Regions from separate parts of the Homo sapiens genome. Here region 1 is linked to region 2. A link is an interaction called in ENCODE POLR2A ChIA-PET data of the cell type or tissue named here. Cell type or tissue: A673. All regions are shown on one strand.

Region 1 (8,000 bases), 690 kb after region 2:
TTTAAAACCACTATCCTACTCTAGACCTTCATGACTTTAGGCCTAAAATATCCTAATAGTAAGTTATCTCAATATTCTCCCCTTTCCTTTTCTACTTCTAATACTTTCAGTTTAGCCAACTCAAAAGCCATTCTGATTCCCCTTGCCTAAATTTACAAAATGCCTCAATACCTCAGCCTTCCACCATGACTTCTACCTAGGACTCTAAATTAATCTTTTATAGTCTCTGCATCATACAAACAGGTTTCAAAACATGTAAACTGGGAGTACATCACACCCATCATTGCAGAGTATTCATTTTCCTGCCTACTCCATACTTCTCTTTTTCTCCCAGCAAGCAAGTCCTTCAAGGCCAGAGTCAAACCTTACCTACTCTGTAACCCTTTCTAATTGACTCAGCTTTACTTCTTTTAATCCTTAGTCTTTAGTACTTACATGATATTAGCTTTTTTTTTTTTTAAGCATACTTCCTACCTCTAGGATCTCAGCCCTTGGAAACAAGAACCATACCTTATAACTAATTTTATCATCAATGCCTACTACAGTTCACTGCACACAGAAATATCATATACATATTTACTAATATTTTGGGGGTTTTGTTTTGAGACAAAGTCTCACTGTGTCACCCAGGCTGGAGTGCAGTGGCACAATCTCGGCTCACTGCAACCTCCGACTCCCTGGTTCAAGAGATTCTCCTGCCTCAGCTTCCCAAGTAGCTGGGACTACAGGCGCCCAACACCACACCCGGCTAATTTTTGTATTTTTAGTAGAGGCAGGTTTCACCATGTTGGCCAGGCTGGTCTCGAACTCCTAACTTCAAATGATCCACCCACCTCAGCCTCCCAATGTGCTGGGGTAACAGACGTGAGCCAACGCACCTGGCTTGATTTTTTTCTTCTTCTTCGTTTTTCGAGATGGGGTTTCGCTCTGTCACCCAGGCTGGAGTGCAGTGGTACAATCTGGGCTTAATGTAACCTTCACCTCCCAGGTTCAAGTGATTCTCCTGCCTCAGCCTCCCTCGTAGGTGGGATTACAGGCGCTCGCCACCACACCCAGCTAATTTTTTTGTATTTTTAGTAGAGACGTGGTTTTGCCATGTTAGCCAGGCTGGTCTTAAACTGCTGACCTCAAGTGATTCGCCCACCTCGGCCTCCGAAGTGCTGGGATTACAGGCGTGAGCCACCGTGCCCAGCCAAAGCCGGCTAAGATTTGACGGGTTTATTTGTAAGATGTTTTTAAGTGCTTATCAAATATTATAGTTACGTAAAACTAGATTTTAGTTTTCTCTGTTAAAATGACGGATTTTCTTCAGTTATTAGTTTGTCTTTTTGATTTTTGTTTTTTGAGATGGAGTCTCACTCTGTCACCCAGGCTGGAGAGCAGTGGTGGGATCTCAGCTCACTGCAAGCACCACCTCCCGGGTTCATGCCATTCTCCTGCCTCAGCCTCCCGAGTAGCTGGGACTACAGGTGCCCGCCACCACGCACGGCTAATTTTTTTTGCATTTTTTTTAGTAGAGACAGGGTTTCACCATGTTAGCCAGGATGGTCTCGATCTCCTGACCTTGTGATCCACCCACCTCGACCTCCCAAAGTGTTGGAATTACAGGCATGAGCCACGGTGCCCCGCCCATTAGTCTGCTTTTAATAAAGAAGTTATTAAAGGTTTTCCTTTGCCTTCTGAATAATCTCCACAGAAGGCAAAGATTGTGTCTTACCAGAATTTCCTGTGCTTAATGCTGACTTTATCATGTCCTTAATTACTTAAAACTGTATTCACACCCTTAAAAGGGTAAGGTTCTTCACCACTGCATTACCTCCCATGCTTACTTTTTTCAATATTTTTTTTAAGAGACAGGGTCTCACCCTGTTGTCCAGGCTGGAGTATAGTGGCACAATCATGGCTCATTGCAACGGCACAATCATAGCTCACTGCAGCTTCAAACTCCTGGGCTCAAACGATCCTCCTGCCTCAGCCTCCTGAGGAGCTAGAACTATAGGCATGAAATCTTTCGCCCAGCTAATTTCTGTAGAGACAGGATCCCACCACGTTGCCCAGGCTGGTCTCAAACTCCTGACCTCAAGTGATCCTCCCATCTTGGCCTCCCAAAGCACTGAGATTACAGGCATGGGCCACCGCACTGAACTAAAATCTTTTTTTTTTTCCGGTCACTTTTGGTTAAATATGTAGCCAAGTATTTTTTTCCACAGTGGCCCATGATCCTATTTAATCAAATGTTCAAACCTCCTAAATGATGCCTTTTGTACCAACAACTGTCTTTGAGATTTCCCCTAAGGGGCCCTAGAAAATCAAAATTCCCTTTACCTTGTAAAAGAGAGATGTTAAAAATAATAGTTTATTTGATCAAACGTTATGGGTCATATGGAAAGCACTGTCAAAGCCAGAGAGGCTTACCCTCCCTAAGTTTAAGTTAAATTTGTATAGGTAAAATGTTATTAATAGGGATATTTTGGAAGTTCTATGAAGGTATAAAGCTCCTAGAAATTCATCAATGCCCTCATTGTCCATGTCTATTAATCAGAGTTCTGGTGCTGCTTTGCCTGGTATTAGACAACAGTATAATGTCATCAGTCATAATTTCAGGGATTTTTTTTCCTCAATGTTAACTTGGTCATAATTTGGCTTCTTTAATCTTCTAGGTTGGCTAATGGTTCTCAGTTAAGAATTCACATCATTTACTTATGGAATGCTATTATATAGAAGTTAACGACCTACTCCAGACTGCTAAATCTTTTTCCTTGATAATCTTGATACATTCTTGATATACTCTATACATATATACATTCTTGATATACTCTTGACATATTCATGGTCCATTACATCTTAGGATTATATGTCTTTAGATTTTCTCTCTGCAATGAATATATTCATCTATATTCATAAATGACATGTACTAGCCACTCTTCTTTAAAATAAGGTTAATCGGCTGGGCGCAGTTGCTCACACCTTAATCCCAGCACTTTGGGGGGCTGATGCAGGTTGATCACCTGAGGTGAGGAGTTTGAGACCAGCCTGGCCAACATGGCGAAACCCTGTCTCTACCAAAAATATAAAAATTAGCAGGGCGTGGTGGCGCGTGCCTGTAATCCCAGCTACCCAGGAGGCTGAGGCAGGAGAATCACTGGAACCCAGAAGGCAGAGGTTGTGGTGGGCCAAGATCGCGCCACTGAACTCCAGCCTGGGCAACACAGCGAGACTCTGTCTCAAAAAATAATAATAAAATAAAGTTAATCATTACGCTTATAGATATGCTTTTGTCTAACACTTTTTTGGGTTGATTTTAGTTCGCATGCCACAAAAATCAAACTTCCTTGCCAATTTCATTATCTTTTCTAACAAAGTTTCATAAGATCTTTCACTTTTTTTCTTTTTTTTTATTATTATACTTTAAGTTCTAGGGTACATGTGCACAACGTGCAGGTTTGTTACATATGTATACATGTGCCATGTTGGTGTGCTGCACCCATTAACTGGTCATTTACATTAGGTGTATCTCCTAATGCTACCCCTCCCCCCTCCCCCCACCCCACAACAGGACCTGGTGTGTGATGTTCCCCTTCCTGTGTCCAAGTGTTCTCACTGTTTAATTTCCACCTATGAGTGAGACATGCGGTGTTTGGTTTTTCGTCCTTGCAATAGGAGATCTTTCACTTTTAAGATTATCAGTAATAGGTTAATCATCACCGTTTTAAGTATTTTGTCATCTACAGATAGTTTTCTGTTTTACTCTAATGCTTCCCTGAAAGCACTTGCAAATCAGCTACAGGCCAGAGTGCACTTGTCTTCAATAAAAAAGGGCTATGGGCCAGGTGTGGTGGCTCACGCCTCTAATCCCCACACTTTGGGAAGCTGAGGTGGGCATATCACTGGAGCCCAAGAGTTCGAGACCAGCCTGGGCAACTTGGCGAAACCCCTTCTCTACCAAAAAATACAAAATTAGCTGGGTATGGTCGCACACACCTGTGGTCGCAGCTACTAGGGAGGCTGAGATGGGAGGATCACTTGAGCCCAGGAGGTCAAGGCTGCAGTGAGCCAAGATTGTGCCATTGCACTCCAGCCTGGGTGACAGAGTGAGACTCTGTCTCAAAAAAAAAAAAAAAAAAAAAAGAAAGAAAGAAAAAGGAAAACTACTACGCCAGGTAACCTGAACACAAGCGTCTGATGGCATCACTTAAATAACTCTGAGACCACACCAGTGGACTGAGTCAAGATTTCCAAACAGCTAGTAGAAAAACAGATGGGTTCGTGAGACTGCTAACACAGATCCAGCAGAACAAGAATTAATTACATAGGACTGAATAAACTGATGAAGGATGATTATGGGTTTCGTTTAAAATATTGCTGATGCCTTAGCGTCCTATTTTCTGGATATAAGGAACCCCTTTCTCTTTTCTCTGAAGCTATCTATAACTCACAACAATTTAAGGAGACTATGTTTTTGTAAACCGAAATAAACACTTATCTTTTTCTCCCCCGTCTTACTCCTCCAGAATTCAAAAACTCTTATTATTTTTATTTTCATGGCAATATAGTTATCTGCAGAGGTTCAATGAGTCTGCCTTCTAGCTGGAAACATTACTTATGCAACCAAGGCTTTGACTGGAATGCCACATTTGAAAATATTCATTTAATCAGGTATGACCAAATACTTCTAAGTTACAGTTGACTTTATGAACCAACGCTTACAGTCCTCTTAGGAAAACTGGCCTGGTAACTGGCTTACAGAGTTCCCAGCCTTGCAGGTGAATTAAGCAAGATCACTTCCCGGCAGGCTCAAAAATCCTAGAATATTTTGGGAACTTCAAGACAGGAATTCACCCAAATTTATAGGTATTACAAGTGAAACCTGATGGTCAGTTCTTGACTTACCTTTATAGTCTCAAGAGGCATTTTAAAGTCCAATCAGATTCCTTAAAAAAACTTTCAGCAAGGCAATATTAAAAGACCTATTATATGATAAATTACTATTATTGCTACACCTATGTAAATAATCAGGCCCAATCTAATGAGATCAACTTCTCAATGACTCTTATTCCATTGTCAACAGTGACTGATTTTGTTTTAAACAACAGGGAGACTGACCAGTGCACATCACAATTGCCCATTACTTACTCATTGACTTGGCTTGAATAAACTTTAGTCAGGATTCTCTTCTCCCCACAAATTCCTAAACTTTGGCTTGCCCTAAGCTTAAGAAAGTAGATGCACAACTTCTTCCCTCATTCTGACCATTAGCTGACTGCAGAAAAAAAAAAAAATGCTTTCCAGTTAAATAGTCCTGGTCATGCAATCTGCTCACCCCTACCTATTTGGCCCACATTCCCACAAAGTTCCTGATAGCCCTGCTTACTTCTCCTTTCTATAAAAAAAAAAAAAGCCTTTTTCGGTTTGATTTTGAAGTGTGTTGCAGATCCTGTAGTAAGCATGTCCTTCTACTGCAAAAATCCTTTCAAATAAAGTCTCTCCTTACCTAAGTCTAGCTTTGTTTTTGCTTTTGGGTTTGGTCACTTTTTTTTTTTTTTTTTTTTTTGAGACAGAGTCTCACTCTGCCATCCAGGCTGGAGTGCAGTGGTGCGATCTCATCTCACTGCAACCTCCACCTCCCAGGTTCAAGCGATTCTCCCTCCTCAGCCTCTCAAGCAGCTGGGATTATAGGCACCACCATGCCTGGCTAATTTTTTTGGATTTTTTTTGTAGAGATGAGGTTTCACTGTGTTGTCCAGGCTGGTCTCAAACTCCTAAGCTCAAGCGATCCTCTGCCACGGCCTTCCAAAGTGCTGGGATTACAGGTGTGAGCCACTGCACCTTGGCCTCAGCTTTGTTTTTATTTACAGTATAAGTACTATGACAAACTACCTATTTGCAAATGCCAAATTTTACATTAATATGTATTTCCCTCTATCAAAGTCATCAGCATCTCTTTCAAAACCACAAGAAGGCCCAGGTAAAATAAGGTACATACAGAAAGTCCTGCACGTAAAATTACTGTCCAGAGTACAAACAATCTGGCTTTAGTCATTCATCTTTCTGATTTATAAAACGAAGGAGTTGGCCCAGGTAATTTCTAATACCTCTTCTATTTTCTTACTCTAGATATGAATTTAGTAAAAAGATTTAACTGCAACAGGACGATTGACAGGGCTATTCAGAAACACGAGATACTGGTAAACTATTTAGTGCTTCTCCAGCAGAAAAACAGGAACTTAAAATATTTTTTAGGCCAGGCGCGGTGGCTCATGCCTGTAATCCCAGCACTCTGGGAGGCAGAGGCGGGTGTATCACCGAGCCCAGGAGTTCAAGGCCAGCCTGAGCAACATGGTGAAACCCCATCTCTATAAAAAATACAAAAACTTAGTTGGAAGGATCACCGGAGCCTGGGAAGGTCCAGGCTGCAGTGAGCAATGATCGCGCCACTGCACTCCAGCCTGGGTGACAGAGACACCAGCTCAAAACAAACAAACAAACATAGGCCAGAGTGGTGGCTCATGCCTGTAATCCCAGCACTTTGGGAGCCAAGGCAGGCAGATCACTTGAGGTCAGGAGGTCAAGACCAGCCTGACCAACATAGCCAAACCCCCTCTCTACTAAAAATACAAAAATTAGCCAGCATGGTGGCACACGCCTGTAGTCCCAGCTACTCAGGAGGCTGAGGCATGAGAATCACTTGAACCCAGGAGGCAGAGGTTGCAGTGAGCAGAGATTGTGCCACTGCACTCCTCCTTGGGTGATGAAGCAAGACTCTGTTTCAAAAAAAACAGATTTTTTTAACGTATCAAAAGCTGAGATTCAGAAATAATTTCTCAAGGTAAAGACTCCAATAATCAAACCCACACTCATTTGAAAGTATTTAATATATCCATACAATGGATTACTCAGCCATTAAAAGGAATGAAGTACTGACACATGCAACATGAATGAACCCTGAAAATGCTAAGTGATAGAAGCTAGACACAAAAGGCCACATATTTTATTCCATTTATATGAAATATTCAGAGTAAGCAAATCCATAGAGACAGAAAGTAAATTCATGGTTACCAGAGGCTGAGGGAAGGGAGAAATGGGAAATGTATGGGTTTTGAGGGAGCAGGGGATGATAAGCGTTCTGGAATGAGATAGTGGTGATGTTTTACAACCCTGTGAGTATACTAAAAGCCACCGAACTAGACATTGTAAAATGGAGATTTTTACTGTATGTGAATTATAGCTCCAAAAAACTTGGTTTAAAAAAGTACTTGACAGGCCGGGTGCGGTGGCTCACGCCTGTAATCCCAGCACTTTGGGAGGCCGAGGCGGGTGGATCACGAGGTCAGGAGATCAGACCATCCTGGCTAACACGGTAAAACCCCGTCTCTACTAAAAAAATACAAAAAAAATTAGCTGGGCGTGGTGGTGGGCGCCTGTAGTCCCAGCTACTTGGGAAGCTGAGGCGGGAGAATGGCATGAATCTGGGAGGCGGAGCTTGCAGTGAGCCGAGATCACGCCACTGCACTCCAGCCTGGGCGACAGAGCAAGACTCCCTCTCAAGGAAAAAAAAAAAAAAAAGTACTTGATAGAAAGGGCTTAATGAAAAAAAAAAAAGAAAGAAAGAAAAAAGTACTTGAGGCCAGGCATGGTGGCTCATGCCTGTAATCGCAAGCACTTTGGGAAACCAAGGCAGGAGGATCACTTGAGCCCAGGAATTCGAGACCAGTCTGAGCAACATAGTAAGACCCTGTCTCTACAAAAAAAAAAAAAAAAAAAAAAAAAAAAAAATTAAAAATGAGCCGGGCGTGGTAGCACGTGCCTATAGTCCCAGCTACTCTGGAAGCTGAGGCAGGAGGATCGCCTGAGACCAGGAGGTCCAGGCTGCAGTGAGCCATGATAGCATCACACCACACTCCAGCCTAGGAAACACAGTGAGACCCTGTCTCAAAAAAAAAAAAAAAACTAATTATATCAGTGCAATAGTTATATCCTAAAACCAGAAAACACGTTACATA
Region 2 (8,000 bases):
ACAGTGGTAAAGGGTATGATTACCTAAGCCTTAGCACAGAAGGTAGCACCCCTTACTGGTGAGCTATCATGAAACTATGCGACAATTTTCTCCATCTTTTTTAGAGTTGTTTTCCTTGTCTTCCTCCTCATCACGATTATTATTGCTTTTTCATTCAGCAAAAAATCTGGTAGGAGACTGCACAGAAGCATGATCACTTGCTATCAACAGTGTAACCCTACCTAACTTCCCTAATCCCTAGCAAATGAAGGAAAAATCATATACAGGCACTGACAAATAGCAACACAAGAAAGGGCAACAAAATTACTAAAGAGTAACGCCATCCTCCCCAACTCAAACCAGGGAAAGTAAGCTTGCCTAGGAACTTAGGCTGAAACTCACCACAGTGCCAAAAACCTGTTTTCTTGAAAAGAGGTAGTGCAGATAGTGAATCCACTGAGCCACATAGGGTGGGAGTTTGCTTTAAGTGCTTTTCTTCTTGCCCACAAACTAGCGTAGGCTGTGACTGGCTCCAGCTGATCCTTATCAAGGCAGCTAGTTCTGAGGGCTTGGTTAAGAAGCTCTTCGTTTACTTAAGGGAGCAAAGAGAAGACACGTGAATTGGAAAAGGATATCTAAAATGTCCCCTAAGGCTTCATAAAGTTGACATCTTTCGTCATGACTTCTACAGTTCAGGAAACCAGGTAGCAGTAAACAATTATGAACTCTACTCACTCGCCCTATCACTTTCACATCAAACTGGGGGTACTGTCCTTTGAACAGAAGACTCATGAGGAAAGCGCAGATTCCTTCCAGGTGGGAAGAAAGCTTTGTCCCTGCTCCATGTCTGCTGATCTGCAGGAAGCAGAGAGAGCAGGGCTGTTCGACTCCGTTTCCCTAATGATGTCCCAGCCTCTTTCAGTTCTGTGAGCAAAACCAAGGCTGGGTTTGTTAGCACAGCCTGTGACAGAGCCTGGGCAGGTCCTTGTATTCTGGCAAAGGCTGAACCAAAGAGCAGTCTCATTGCACTATTTACTTTCTTTTTGTTATACTCTCTCTGGCTCAGCACAATCAGTGCAGTCCGATGCTGCAGAAGACAGACTGTTCCCTCTCTCTTCCCACAGTGTTTCTCGTCTACCTTTTGCCCTTATTCAATAGTGGGAAGAAATTTCTTCTTGACCTCAGCAATCCTTTCTGACAATTACCATATGCCTCAAGAGACCTGGGAAGCTTCGCCCTGTCTGGCACAGGGAGACAATTCCTATCCAGAATAAAACTGAAAGCTTTCAAAAAAAAAAAAAAAAGAAGAAGAAGAAAAGAAAGAAAGAAAGAAAGAGAAAAAGAAAGAAAGGAAAGAAAGAAAGACTGTAATAAGTTACCTTGTCTCTGGGAGATTCTGTAACAATGAATTGCACAGGCTAATTATCCCCTCTATTAAAAAGTTTTTAAAAGGTTCCTCTTCATCATTTAGAGTATGTTGCCTTGGCACCGGCCTGGAGAGGGTTAGCACAGGAGCCAGGCTGAGTTTAATTAAAGAATTTCCGTGTGTCAGCAGCAGGAGACTTTGATTAAAGTGAGAAGCAGCCAAGATTCCGGGAAGCGCGTCTTTCTCCTGTCTCCTCCCCAAGATGTGCGGGTGTCCTTCCCCCAACACCATGGAAGAAGGGGTCCAGGAAGAAAATGTCACACTTGCCTGTGACCCCCACCTGGTCTGCAGAAAGGCAGAGAAGACCTGCTTATGGAGGAAAAAGACGGCCTCTGTCTGGAGCTTCTATGAATTACATAACGAATAAGTGATTTCACTACAAAGCAGTGAAATTTTTAAAAGTTAACCAGGTAGCCCTTTTTTATTCTAATTCATAGAAAATACTTTTATTTGTTGAGTTAGCTACAAGGTTTTACTTGCTTAATTTTTGTAAAGTTGTTTATTTTGTGAATAAGAAACTTATGGTCCAAGGGTATATAGTGAAAAGTCAGTCTTCCTTCCATCTCATTGCCCTGGCCACCCAGTTACAATTTTCTTGTATACCCTTGCAAATATATTTTACTCCTTTATAGGCTTAAGTGTCTGTGTGTGTGTGTCTCTCTGTGTGGTGTGTGTGTGTGTGTGTGTGTGTGTGTATTTATTATCTGAAATTCAAATTTACTTATGTATCCTATGTTTGATCTGGCAACCCTATACTAGCTGTAACCCTGTACTAAGCCCTCTCAGAGGGCACAGATAGGAGCTACATATATTAACCCATATATATACACATATCTATTATGATTTATATATATGGTTAAATATGAGTTCATACTCATATTTCTGACTCTAATCCAGTATCACAGGGTTCCTTCTAGCCTTCTGCCTTTGCTTATCTATAACTTCTCTCTCCAACAGTGAAAAACCTGACCCCCACTATCCACTTTTATTTCCTTATTTGCCCATTATTACTTAACGGTGCATGTAAAGCTGTTTCAGCATAGGTAATACCGCCCCACCCCAACCCGATGAGAAAGAGACTTGCCAGTTGGAACACAGTGCTTATGTCCAGTTCCTTTGGCCTTTAGCCTTACAATTATAAGTCAAAGCAGCACCTGCAAGATTATTTTGGTTTGCACCTTTTCCCAACCCCTTCAGGGATGTTATGTGTACAGTTACATTCATTCATGAAAGTCTGCAGTCCCCACCATCCTGGTTGATATTTTTTTGATTGTATACATTAGCGTTCCCTCTTTGTGATGTACAGTTCTATGGATTTTGACAAATGCAGAGCCATTTATCCACAACTCAGTATCATACAGAATTGTTCCTACCCCCCACCCCCTCCCCACCTCTGCCTTTTGGAGACAGAATCTTTCTCTGCCACCCAGGTCGGAATGCAGTGGTGCGATCATAGCTCACTGCAGTCTCAAACTCCTGGGCTCAAGCAATACTTTTACCTCAACCTCCTGAGTAACTGGGACTACAGGTATGTGCACACATGCCCAGCTAATTTTTTTACTTTTTGTAAACATGGGATCTTGCTATTTTTCCCAGGCTGGTCTTGAACTCCTGGCTCAAGCGATCCTCCCACCTCGGCCTCCCAAAGTGCTGGGATTATAGGTGTGTGCCACCACACCCAGCCCAGAACAGTTCTGTCACCCTAAAAATTCCCCCCATGAATTATCTCTGCAGTTAATGTACAGTTAATCTACCCTCTTCCTACTGCCACCAACCCCTGGCATCTGTTTTCCATCCCCATAGTGTAGCTGCTTCTAAAATGTCATATGAATGGATTTATACAATGTGTGCACCCTTTGGAGTCTGGCTTCCTTCAATTAGCAAAATTCACGTAAGACTGACCCACATCATTGTGTGAATCAAGAGTTTATTCTTTTTTTCACAGCAGAATAGTACTCCATTATATGAATGTACCATGGCCAGGAATTGTGGCTCATGCCTGTAATTCCAACTGTTTGGGAGGCCAAGGTGGGAGGATCGCTTGAGCCCAGGAGCTTGAGACCAGCCTGGGCAACATAGGAGACCCCGTCTCCATGAAAAAAAAAAAAAAAATTAAAAAAAACATTAGCCAAGCATGGTGGTGCATACCTGTAGTCCCAGCTACTCTGAAGGCTGAGATGGAAGGATCGCTTGAGCCCAGGAGTTTGAAGCTGCAGTGAGCTATGAACATGCCACTACCCTCCAGCCTGGGCAAGAAAGTGAGACCCTATCTCAAAACAAAGCAAAACAAAAATTACCACAATTTTTTTATCCACTCACCTGTGGAAAGACATTTTGGTTGCTTCTAGATTTTGGAGATTATGAATAAAGTTGCTATAAACATTTGCATACAGGTTTTTGTGTGAACGTGAGCTTTCAGTTTACTTAGGTAAAGATCTAGGAATATGATTGTTGGGAAGTTTTGTGTTTTTGTCTTTCCTACAGTGGCAGAAGTGTCAGGACAGTCTGCACGGGCAAGAATGATACCTAAATCACTACTCAGGCACAGGAGAGAGCAGGACTGGCATGGCTGGCAGGTATGGACCTCCATGAACCCCATTAAACAGGAAGGGGCAATAAGCAACCTTCTGGTTTAAGAGTCACAAAGTTAATCTTCCAGGTGAGGGTCACCTTGCTAAAGATAATACATAAACAAAGTCACATGTCTTGAATCACAGTTACCACTCTGGAGGAAACATAGCAATTTAACATAACATTGCCAACATTGCCTATTCTGCTTCCCTTTCTAGGCACCTGATTAGTGGAGGTGGCAGAGCAGGAATCTGATTCAGAGTTTAGTTTGCTCTAATAATTTAAATAATATTTTAGAAATTTCCCAGTCATAATGTAGCCTTGGGCAAAGGGGTGAGAAGCCTCTAGTCTTATGATGGTCCTTGACCTATGCTGGTTGGCATCAGCTTCTCTCTAGAGTGATGAGCCTTGCTCACTTGGTCACCAGTCCTCTGTAAGGATCTGATGCTGAGATCTGTGGCTGGTGAGCTTGTGATCTGTTCTTTTACAGATGAGGAAACTGCAGCCTAGAGAGTTTGAGTGACTTGCTTAACATTTCTCTGAGGAAATTTAACAGTACTCAAGGTCTCTCCTAAGGAAAATAGTAGTTGAGTGTGGGAGAAGGTGGAAATAACGTGTTTCCATGAGATAAGCAAGAAGAGCAAAGACTAGTTGGAGAAGATGGATAATTGATTGAATATCATAGAGAGTCCTGGAAAGAATGGTAAATGTCAACCAATTCAAATAGTTTTAACAGATGAAGAAACAAGACCAGAGAGGTTACATGCCTTATCCAGGGTCACACAGATAGTCAATGTCAGAGAGAGAACTTAGACTCCTGGTTTCTCACTCGTAGCGCTTAACTTTTCTCATTTCTCACTGTAAAAACATCTCAAATAGTCTGCCCTTTATTTAAAAAGAGATGAAGTGAGCATCTGTAGAAGCCCAGAAGGTTTTAGAACATAAAGCAGATAGAAGATCAATTTCCTCTCTGACAATGATTCCTTGCAAAGAGTTGGGATTATTTTGGTTCAATTAAAATTACTATGCTCCTTTTATGAGAAATATATTAAGAAAGGAGATAAATTGGTACCACATGAGTAAAAAAAAAATTGGTGCTTTTCCTCCATCTGTTCATTCTTTTGTGGGAAGACACAAACACCCGGTTCCTACTGACTGATAATCATGAAAAGTGCTAAATAAGAAGTATAAAAGGGATTGAGAATTTAAGGAAAAGAGAATTTAAGAATATTTTGCAGGCATTAGATCCTTGTTAAAAATCTATATTCTTGACTTTAAAAGGACTTTACTAGTTGGAAATGATGAAAATCATTGAAAAGGATTCTAATTAAAGATACGTCTGTCTTACAGAAGATTTTAAAATAGATTAGCTTAATTATGGCCAAATGTATTTATTTCTACCCTTTAATATTGATACTGTGGTTTTTGTTTAATGTCTGTACACAGCTTTTACGTTGTATAGTCTATTTATATCCTATAGATCTACCTCTATGGTTTTCTTTCTTTTTTTGGTGGGGGGAGAGTATCCTCCTTTGTCACCCAAGCTGGAATGCAGTGGCTCAATCATTACCCACTGTAACCTCAAACTCCTGGGCTCAAGTGATCCTCCCACCTCAGCCTCCTGAGTAGCTGTGACTACAGGTGTGCATCACTATACACTCAGCTAGGTTTTTAAATGTTTCGTAGAGACAGAGTCCAGCTATGTTGCCCAGCCTGGTCTCAAACTGCTGGCCTCAAGCAATCCTCTCGCCTTGGCCTCCCAAAGTGCTGGGATTACAGCACTGTGTGAGTCACAGTGCCCAGCCTACCTCTGTGGTTTTCTTGAGGATGATTTTATCTTCCCATTGAAATCTTTCTCATGTCTTGCTTCACCTAATTTAGTGACTTTATGTAATCATTAGGTTAATCATCATCTCATCTAAGGTGACCAGCAAGCCCTGAAGAAGTGGAAAATGAAAGAACATGGTCTCAACATTTAAAAACCTAACACATTTAATGTATTCATTAAAATATGTGTTGGTGCATTCCCTCAGCCAGACATATTTATTGAGAAAATATTAGGGACTAACTGTTATGCTAGAAATTGAAAATATCCTAATAATAGACCTTAAAAGTCTACTAAGAAAGGCTTACCAAGAAAACAAAATAAGAGACTGATGTCTAATATAAGAAATATGGTCAAGGAATGTAAAACATGGTTGGGAGTCAAGGAATGCTTCTTAAAATAAAGGGAAAAAGCCTTCAATTTTGAGTTATATTCTTCATCTTCAATGTGACTTCCAAGATTCATTGGTTTGTTTTCACTAAGAAAATAGTTACTTAGTAACTATAGACACTATTTGGGCCATTAAAAAAAGTAAACACTAGATTGCATGTTTTGGTTTTGGATGGTGAAGCATGTCTCAGAATGTAAACCTATTTTCTTCACTTTTCATTGCTCTGTGGGATGACAAACTTTAATGAACAGATGAGACTCATTGGAAACTAGTTATTGTCTATGGCCATACCACTCTGAATGTGCTGGATCTTGTCTGAAAACTAATAATTAATGAGTAGAGAAACAGGGGTGCTGTTAAGGTGTTTAAAAATCCTTAAAAGCCCTCACATAAGTCAAACATGCCCCTAGTCATTTTGTTTATGCTATGAATTCACCTGGCAAATTGTTTCATACGTAATTCAGAGGTAAGTTTCAGATCAGCTTATGTAGAAACAATTGCAAATGAATGGAACTGAATTTCTGAGGTTTTATTTTGTTTTACTTTTTGAGACAGACTCTCGCTCTGTTGCCCAGGCTCGGCTTACTGCAAGCTCTGCCTCCTGGGTTCAAGCGATTCTCCTGCCTCAACCTCCCGAGTAGCTGGGATTACAGGTGCGTGCCACCACACCCGGCTAATTTTTGTGCTTTTAGTAGAGACGGAGTTTCACCACGTTGGCCAGGCTGGTCTCAAACTCCTGACCTCAAGTGATCCGCCTGCCTCGGCCTCTCAAAGTTATGGGATTACATAGTTACAGGCATGACCCACTGCACCTGGCCTGAAATTTTATTTTAAATAGAAAGATATTAATAGCATTTGGTATCCCATCTTTGTTCATATTCGGTCTCGCATGCTGTACATCAACCAAAATGTGTTGTGTAATTTGTTCATTTTTATTTCTGGTCATATATACTCACTCTAACTTTTGATGATACAAATAACAAAGCTTTTTCTTCTTCAAATTAGAGAGAAAAAGGAAAAAATTATCAAAGATAAAAGGGCCCCAGGAAAAACACCAAAATATTAATAATGGTTACCTCGAACTGTGAGACTATGGGCGATTTTACTGTTTTGTATAATTTTTGTATTTCCCAAGTGCTCTATAGTTAGCACACCTTGCTTCTTTAAGAAAACTTGAAATAAAATTATAAAATACTTGAATGCATCATTCTAGTAGATTTAGCCTAAAATGTTAATTTTAAGAGCATAGTACTTAAGGAGTAGCGAGGGCATGGTGGCTCATGCCTGTAATCCCAGCCAGCACTTTGGGAGGATGAGGTGGGAGGATTGCTTGAGGCCAGGAGCTTGAGACCAGCCTGGGCAACATAGCAAAACCCCATCTCTACAAAATTGTACAAAATTAGCCAGGCATAGTGTTGTACACTTGTACTCCCAACTACTTGGGAGACTGAGGTGAGAGTATCCTCCAGTGCAGTTGGAGCCCAGGAGTTTGAGGCTGCAGTGAGCTATGATCATGCCACTGAACTCTTGCCTGGGTGACAAAATGAGACCCTGTCAAAAAGAAAAAAAAAAAAAGAGAGAAGCTGAGTCATAATGGCAGAGCACTGTGTCGAGAGCCACAAATGTCCACTCTTAAAGAGCAAGATAATGGACTGATAGAGCTGCTTCTTATCAGAATAGCTGGGCTCAGGGAGACCTGTGTGTCCCGTTCCTCAGCTTGTGGCTGATGACATTATTTTATTCTGTTCCTGCTTTCATATGTTCTTACAACATTAACCATAAACTGAGGCAACTTCAAGATGTATCTG

What was found. ChIA-PET counts read pairs that join two places held together with the same protein. Peaks named below come from ENCODE experiments on the same cell type or tissue, not always from the same donor. Only the 100,000 strongest peaks of a DNase experiment are listed, where the experiment ranks them.
Region 1: POLR2A ChIA-PET joins it to region 2 with 24 read pairs; 4 of 35 experiments call an interaction of 5 or more read pairs at or near these places.

What each region holds. Positions count from the first base shown.
Region 1 is chr12:12,250,038-12,258,037 of GRCh38, forward strand. All of the region lies in intron 1 of LRP6 (LDL receptor related protein 6), which reads right to left. Among named protein-coding and RNA genes, the nearest start is that of LRP6, 13 kb to the right of the region's middle. In A673, no CTCF peak of the experiment used is centred here; no DNase peak of the experiment used is centred here; H3K27ac peaks cover 5,880 bases.
Region 2 is chr12:11,555,402-11,563,401 of GRCh38, forward strand. It overlaps LINC01252 (long intergenic non-protein coding RNA 1252), which reads left to right. Exons shown (of 8, transcript NR_033890.1): 6 at 1-1,815; 7 at 3,890-3,981. LOC124902877 (a long non-coding RNA gene) reads right to left here and starts at 802. Exons shown (of 3, transcript XR_007063210.1): 1 at 715-802; 2 at 382-571. In A673, no CTCF peak of the experiment used is centred here; no DNase peak of the experiment used is centred here.